2 separate regions of the Homo sapiens genome follow, and region 2 is linked to region 1. Evidence: chromatin contacts called from ENCODE Hi-C or POLR2A ChIA-PET data. All regions are on one chromosome and are shown on one strand. The core of a region is the stretch at or near the end of the contact, and the rest is flanking DNA. Distances in the headings are between cores, read along the strand shown. Region 1 holds the start of FBN2 (fibrillin 2). Region 2 holds the start of ADAMTS19-AS1 (ADAMTS19 antisense RNA 1).

Region 1 (3,540 bases), core at 608-3,107:
TGCCAAGCACTCACGGACAATGCACTGGTTTCCTCCAGGGAGCGTCTTCCATCCAGGGCAGCAGTAGGAGTGGAATCTGGAGCCGCACACGTTGGGCCTGTGATGGACAAGCGCGGTCACGTAACAGATAGGTAGAGGGATGCAGCAACATATAAACGGTCTTCGTAAGCAATGCCCCGAGCGAGTAGATTTCAGGACAACAAACAAATCAAAATTACACTTCAAATTATTGGAGATCGGGAGGCAGACGTGGAAGCAAAAGAGCTAGATGCTGGAATGCAGGAGGGTCAGAAATGTCTAAACACTGCCTTTCATCTGTCGTCCCTTGCCTGCCTTTTTAAAGGGCGAAAAGAGGCATGGAAACATATAATTTGCTACTATTCTAGCTTCCAGATGCAGAGAACAAAGGGACCATTCCGTTCCAAAGAATCCTTGCCCTCCTTCCCAAATCCATTCCTCCTTGGTCAACTGTTACTTTGGCCCCGACGTGTCAAGGAAAGCGCGTCGCAAGGTGGAGCGCTCGGGTTGACGATGAGAAGGTGAGCTGTGAACCCTGCACACGTCCTCAAACAAAAGGCTCACGAGCGGCGGCCCCGACGTGGGGAGCAAGCAGGCTTCTCTGGCCCCTGCAGCAGGCGGACCCAGGCCCGCCTGCCGCCGGACATTCAGAACCTGTTCCCGCAGCGCGAGCTCTGCACACGCTCTGCGATCGGCACCCCTGGACCCCCTAACCACCCGCCGCCCAACCCCCGGAGAGAGGGCTTTCCGCCCGCTGAGCTGCGGGGTTGGGAAGGAAAAGGGGGACGCGCTCCTGGGGGTCTTTGGATATTCTGGCAAAGGGGGCTGCAGCTCTAGGCTCCAGCTAAAGGGTCTGGGACGGAGTGGGCCAGAAAGCCGCCAAACTGAGGATTCCCCCCTCCCCCAAGCCGGAGCCCTAGGTGCGGAGCCGCTTGCCCACTTACCCTCGGAGCACGTCCTGCTGTCCTCGCCGGCGGACGCGGCTGGCCACTGCGGCACCCTCCTCGCGATACTCGGGCGCTAGAAACCCGCCTTCAGAGCCTGCTGTAGCGGACCGAACCTGTTGCGGCGGCGGCTGGGGCCGGGGCGGCTTGGGCGGAGGAGGCTGAGGCTGGCCGGCCGTGCCCTGCGCCCAGAGCACCACACAGCCCAGCCACAGGAAGTAGAGCTGGAGACACAGCCTCCGTCTTCTCCCCATCGCCGGCGCCGAAAGCGCGCGGCCGTAGACCCGCGGAGAGGGAGTGATCAAAGACAAAATCTGCGCGCCTCAGAAAAGAGTCAGGGTCTAATAAGCCCTTCGTCGGCTCCGGGGACTCCCTCGGGCTCGGGCTCCCTGCTCTAGCTGGAGACCTCGACAGAGCGCCGGCCCCCTGACTGCCCGCGAAGCGAGACGCGGGGCGCCGGGTCTAGCGCAGTGAGCGGCGAGGCGCGGCGGAGGTGCAGCCGGCAGCCCCGAGCGGTACACGTTGCATAACCGGCCTAAAGCCCCGAGCGACTCCAGGACCGTCAGCGGGCGGGGGAGGAAATTACAAAAGCCCTGGCGTAAAATTTCAAAAAATGTGAACCTCAAAAGAAAAAAGGGCCTGCACGCAGAGCTCGGCGGATTCCCGTGCGCTCCGAAGACGGATATTGGAAAGCTGCAAAAGTCACCAGAAAGAAACAGGCAAGCAAACAAAAGTCGCCCCCAGAAGAAGAGGAGGGTTCCCTCCGGGCTCGCTCGGAGTCCCACAGGGCAACGAAGCGCGGGTAGCGGCTGCGGAGCCGGGCGGAGGTGCGCGGGGCCGGGGCGTGCGGCCAGCAAGAGAGAGGGCGGGAGGCTGGGCGCTGGAGAAGATGCGGCGGTGGAGGGCGCGGCGCGGGGGTTTTAGAGGCCCGGCGGGGCGCGGGGCGGGCCGGCGGGCGGCGGCTGTCAGTGGGGGCGCGGCCGTCCACACGTGGGGCTCAACCCGGACTGAGAGGCCGGCGCAGAGTGGGCGGGGACAGAGTAAGGGAGAGATCGGGACTGAGGAACGAGGGGAACCAGGGTTGGGTGAGGGGAAGAGGAAGGAAGGGGGGGAGGGCGAAGGGAGGGAAGAGGACGGAGATTGGGGAGAAGGGGGGCGAACCCGAGAGGAAGGCCGGGCTGGAAGAGGGACTTGGAAAGAGGGATTGGCGAGCCCGGGTGCGAGAGGAAATGAGCGGGGGATGGGGGCGAAGTTAGGGCAAAGAGAGAAGTGGGAAAGGAGAGGGAGGGCCAAGGTCCGGGCGCCGAGAGGAGGGGCCCGGGGGGCCGGCTGGAGGGGGCGAGGCGCTAGGCGGCTTTGCTTCCCGTCCCCGTCAATTGGCCGCTAGCTCTGTTTTGACTGCCTGTACAAAGCGAGTAGACGGCGGGGGATGGGGCGATTAGGGACCGGATTTGGGAAAGGAGGCAGCAGCCCCTTCCCCTCCCCCTCCGTCCTCGCCCGGCCGCGGACCAGGGACTAGGGTGCCTAAGCGCGCCAGGCTTGGCCGGACCCGCAGCTGAACTGACCCGCAGCTGAACTTCCCCGCCGGACAGAGGCCGCAAGGTTGAGGATGAGAACGGGTCTTTCTGTAGGGTCCCGGCCCCTGACCTGGGATGGGGGGATTCGCAGTCAGCCAGGAATAGAGGCTCACGGGGCTGTTGGTTGCAGCCTCAATCCAAGAAGGAGGAGACCTCCCCTTTGCCCTCCTACCCCCACCGCCCCACCGGGAGCGGCGTCAGTCTGCGGGACCAAATTAGGGGCTGGGAGTTTCCAGATTGAAATGCGCCCTCCACCACCAAGAGGGAGCTCACGCGGCCGCGGGGGGCCGAGGCAGCCAGCCGGCGCCGCGGTCCTGGGGAGTCCGTGCAGGGGTGTGCTCTGGTGTGAAACCTGGCAGGACTCTGCCTGGGCTTGCATGCAGGGAGGGGTTAGAGACTCTGAAATGTACTAGCGGGCAGGGTGGTGACAAGGCGGGTAAATGAGGCTCGGGGCATGCCCTTGCTTCCTGGCTTGGACCCCTTCTGATTGATTAAATCCTAGCAATTGGTGCAACCCTCTGTACCTCTTAGAGTGCCTCTCACCGGCCTGCTCTGGGTTCTTCCTTTGTGGCCCTCCTTTCATGAAATCTCTGTGAAGTCCTGGTCATTTCTCATTTAGTGGAATATCACAATTTAAAAATCAAACACTCCTGAAAACAAGGAGAGACCATCCAAGCACAGTTTGCGAAACAGTACAAAAGAGCAGTGTCTGGTTTATTCAAGCCTAGAAAACCTTAGTTTAAAGGGGAAAATGTTGAATATGTATAGGAGGGTGTGTGTGTGTGTGTGTGTGTATATATATACACGTACATATATACATATATACACATAACATATATATGATATATATCATATATCATATATATCATATATCATATATATGATATCATATATATGATAGATCATATATGATATATCATATATATGATAGATCATATATATCATATATATGATATATGATATATGATATATATGATAGATCATATATGATCTATCATATA
Region 2 (3,540 bases), core at 580-3,079, 920 kb after region 1:
TGATTTGCATTAATTATCATTTCTAGGTGTCTGGCCTAGTCCAGAGGATGCAAATGGCAGTTCAGATCAATCATCCTTAAATCGGATGTGAACGCTTTGATGTGGCTGAGGGAGAGTTGTGGAAAGGGGAGTAGGTACCATGAAGAGAATTGCAACAAAGGAAAAAAAAATATATGGGGTTGAATTGCCCCAAAGAGGACAGAAACAGCAAAAACATATTTTTTTATGTACAAGTAAAAAGTACAGAAGACAAAATAATCTCACCTGGTCTGAGATCTTTAGAATATAATGTTTAATGTTGATTCCCTTACTCTTACTCCTTTTAGGACTCGTGTGTGTGTGTGTGTGTGTGTGTGTGTGTGTGTGTGTGTAATGGGGTGGGGTAGGGGAAGGAGAGAAACTGATAGTACTGATGAATGGGGAGCTAGAAAGACAAGGAAGGAAAAGAGGCTCTGAAACCTAAGGGTGCCTACTGTCCTGGGAAACTTTAAAGCATATTCCATGACGAATTACATTATCTCCGGGCTTAGAAAATTCCGAAAAAGATGGGAAGACAAATCAAAGGCCTTTGATAAATGAGGCCTCAGTTTTGTGGTCAAGTCTGCACTAATTTTTGCCTTGTGTGATGTGCGAATTTGACAAAAAGAGGCGCTGGATTGAGGAGTGGGATGGGAAGGGGGAGGCACCTCTACCTGCACACGGGGGCAGGGGATGGATGCAAATCAGGCCTTCCCGAGTGGCCAATCAATAGTCAGGTGAGGGATTTTGGGTCCCCACCCCATCCCAACCGGCGTTTGAGCACGTGCACGGTGTTCTGGGACCTTTGTCCCGCAAAGTCACGCTTGGCGGGCACCCCTTGGTCCCTTTTTCTGGTCAGATGTGCTTGATTCTTTTCTGCTCTACAACCCACCTCTCTAGTCGTGTCTTCCCATCTCCCTACTCATTCCCTCCCGCGCCGCTGCGGGTGAGAGCCTTCAGCGGTGCGTCCTAAGGAGCGTGAGGAGTGTGCGGAGCTTGGCACACCAAGTTGCTGAGACTGTGACACCAGCCTCCGCCCGTTCCGCGCGGGTGCAGGCGGCGAGCCTCGGCTCGGACACCACAGCTCTCCTGCCCGCGCCGGGCAGTCCTCTGCCTGTCCAGAGGCAGCACTCCCGGCTCTCGGCTGGCTGTGGGTCTGTCTTGTGGGGCTCCAGCACTAGCCTGCTCGGCCTCGGAAACTCCTGCAGCGTCCAGAACACAGAAAATAGACTCATCTCCTAATTCGCCAGGGAGCTCGAGGGCTGCGGGGCCGCGGGGCTGCCTCCCCCGCTCCTCCCCCAACCCGACCCCACCCCACCCCCGCCAGGGCTTCGGCGGCCTCCCGGAGTCACACAGCCTACCCCCCCACCCCAACACCCCCTCCCCCGGCAGACAAAGGGCCTGGGCAAATTCGCCGCCCGGCCTCCTAGCGCTCCGGGGAGGCCGCTGCGCCCCGGAGTGGATCGCGCTGGAGGCGTGCGCCGGGCGAGAAGCCGCGGCCGCGGGAGCGCAGTATGGGGAAGAACCGCGAGATGCGCCTGACTCACATCTGCTGCTGCTGCCTCCTTTACCAGCTGGGGTTCCTGTCGAATGGGATCGTTTCAGGTAAGTTCTTCCGTGACTTTCTCGCTTCCTTTCCAGCCATCCCAGCGGAGACCGCGAACGTACGGGTCGGCAGGGCTGGTGCAACCGGTGCGTGGAGAGCAGGGCTCAGTGGGTAGCAATAAAAATGAGCTTGAGGTGCAGGTTAAGGGGTCAAGTTCGGAAATGAAGCACACTTCTGCCGGCCTCGTTTTAACCGTATGTGGAATAGTTTCCTTCTAATTAGAGCAATAATATTTGCAAAGGTACGTTTACAGCACCTGGAGGAAAATTAGAACGTACCTAAGTTGATAGCAACGCTCTGCTCTAGCATACACTTCAGAAATCGTTTACTCGTGCTGGAGTCTTTGCATCGGTTTTCTTTTCAACAATGAAGTGCGGTCACCAAACTTTGATTCCCCCTCCCCCGCCCCTAATATAATCGTACTTTTACTCTGAAAATGCTGGGGTCTGTAATCTGATCGCAAGGCTTCTGGGGTTGCAGAGTTTCAGGGTCTAGACGGGTGGTCTCCATTGCATTCAACGCGAGCGCCCTGTATCTATGGACTGTGAGCTTGGAAATGTTTGTGCTACTGGAACCGCGGCACTTTAAGCCCCGCACTTCTGTCTGCCCCGCCCGCAGAGCTGCAGTTCGCCCCCGACCGCGAGGAGTGGGAAGTCGTGTTTCCTGCGCTCTGGCGCCGGGAGCCGGTGGACCCGGCTGGCGGCAGCGGGGGCAGCGCGGACCCGGGCTGGGTGCGCGGCGTTGGGGGCGGCGGAAGCGCCCGGGCGCAGGCTGCCGGCAGCTCACGCGAGGTGCGCTCTGTGGCTCCGGTGCCTTTGGAGGAGCCCGTGGAGGGCCGATCAGAGTCCCGGCTCCGGCCCCCGCCGCCGTCGGAGGGTGAGGAGGACGAGGAGCTCGAGTCGCAGGAGCTGCCGCGGGGATCCAGCGGGGCTGCCGCCTTGTCCCCGGGCGCCCCGGCCTCGTGGCAGCCGCCGCCTCCCCCGCAGCCGCCCCCGTCCCCGCCCCCGGCCCAGCATGCCGAGCCGGATGGCGACGAAGTGTTGCTGCGGATCCCGGCCTTCTCTCGGGACCTGTACCTGCTGCTCCGGAGAGACGGCCGCTTCCTGGCGCCGCGCTTCGCAGTGGAACAGCGGCCAAATCCCGGCCCCGGCCCCACGGGGGCAGCATCCGCCCCGCAACCTCCCGCGCCACCAGACGCAGGCTGCTTCTACACCGGAGCTGTGCTGCGGCACCCTGGCTCGCTGGCTTCTTTCAGCACCTGTGGAGGTGGCCTGGTAAGCGCCTTCTTTCCCTAGCTCTCCATTTTCCCCTGCTGCTCCTCTCCTTGCCCATAGGTCAGGATGATTTGCATGCACCTTCTCCCCTTTCAGTGTGCTCCTTTTGAGCTTGGCCCTAGACTGCACCCCCAGGTGTCTACATCGTTTGCCTCCCATGGAACATCTCCAGGGCAGTTGTGTAAATCGGAAGTTTAATTGGGTGGATAAATGGCCTTCTCCTTCCAGATGGTTATGTGTCTTTCAAAACTGCGTGAAACTCTGCCTTTTCGTAACTTCTTCCCAATGGCTCAACTTCTTTCTGTTCTCCAGAGTTTTCCAAACTAAGCGCTCCACGTGATGTCTTTTAGGAACTCGAAAGACAACCAGTCGGCTCACTGATGAATCTCCTTCGTGTTTGCGCCGCACTCTCAGTTCCTCATCTGTTATCTTAGAGCTTTTTCATAACCTACTTCAAAGTTGAAAGAACAGTTCTATAGGGGATTACTCTGACAGTTGTCTAGAATTTAAACACATCCAGAGTCATACTGGACACCTGTTCACTGTTCTTGTGAAAGGAGTTGGGAGGGACTCAACTGAGAGACTGGAGGTTGAGTAACGGGTGACATTAGAATCCGATCTGTGTTCAAAGGGTTATGGTTC

Evidence for each region. Hi-C counts contacts between places; a loop is a spot of excess contacts on that map. ChIA-PET counts read pairs that join two places held with the same protein, here RNA polymerase II (POLR2A).
Region 2: a map with no recorded cell type shows a loop between it and region 1 (5-fold over the local background). The contact joins the promoter of ADAMTS19-AS1 here to the promoter of FBN2 in region 1. A Hi-C loop is called at or near these places in 1 of 37 single-sample maps with no recorded cell type. POLR2A ChIA-PET finds 5 or more read pairs at or near these places in 1 of 52 experiments (WTC11).

Annotation. Positions count from the first base shown.
Region 1 is chr5:128,536,388-128,539,927 of GRCh38, forward strand. FBN2 (fibrillin 2) reads right to left here and starts at 1,858. Exons shown (of 65, transcript NM_001999.4): 1 at 963-1,858; 2 at 15-97. The coding sequence starts at 1,216. RefSeq lists enhancers at 1-458, 2,184-2,684.
Region 2 is chr5:129,458,860-129,462,399 of GRCh38, forward strand. ADAMTS19-AS1 (ADAMTS19 antisense RNA 1) reads right to left here and starts at 1,830. Exons shown (of 2, transcript NR_125748.1): 1 at 1,566-1,830; 2 at 700-1,220. ADAMTS19 (ADAM metallopeptidase with thrombospondin type 1 motif 19) reads left to right here and starts at 1,439. Exons shown (of 23, transcript NM_133638.6): 1 at 1,439-1,623; 2 at 2,243-2,898. The coding sequence starts at 1,533. RefSeq lists an enhancer at 398-1,360.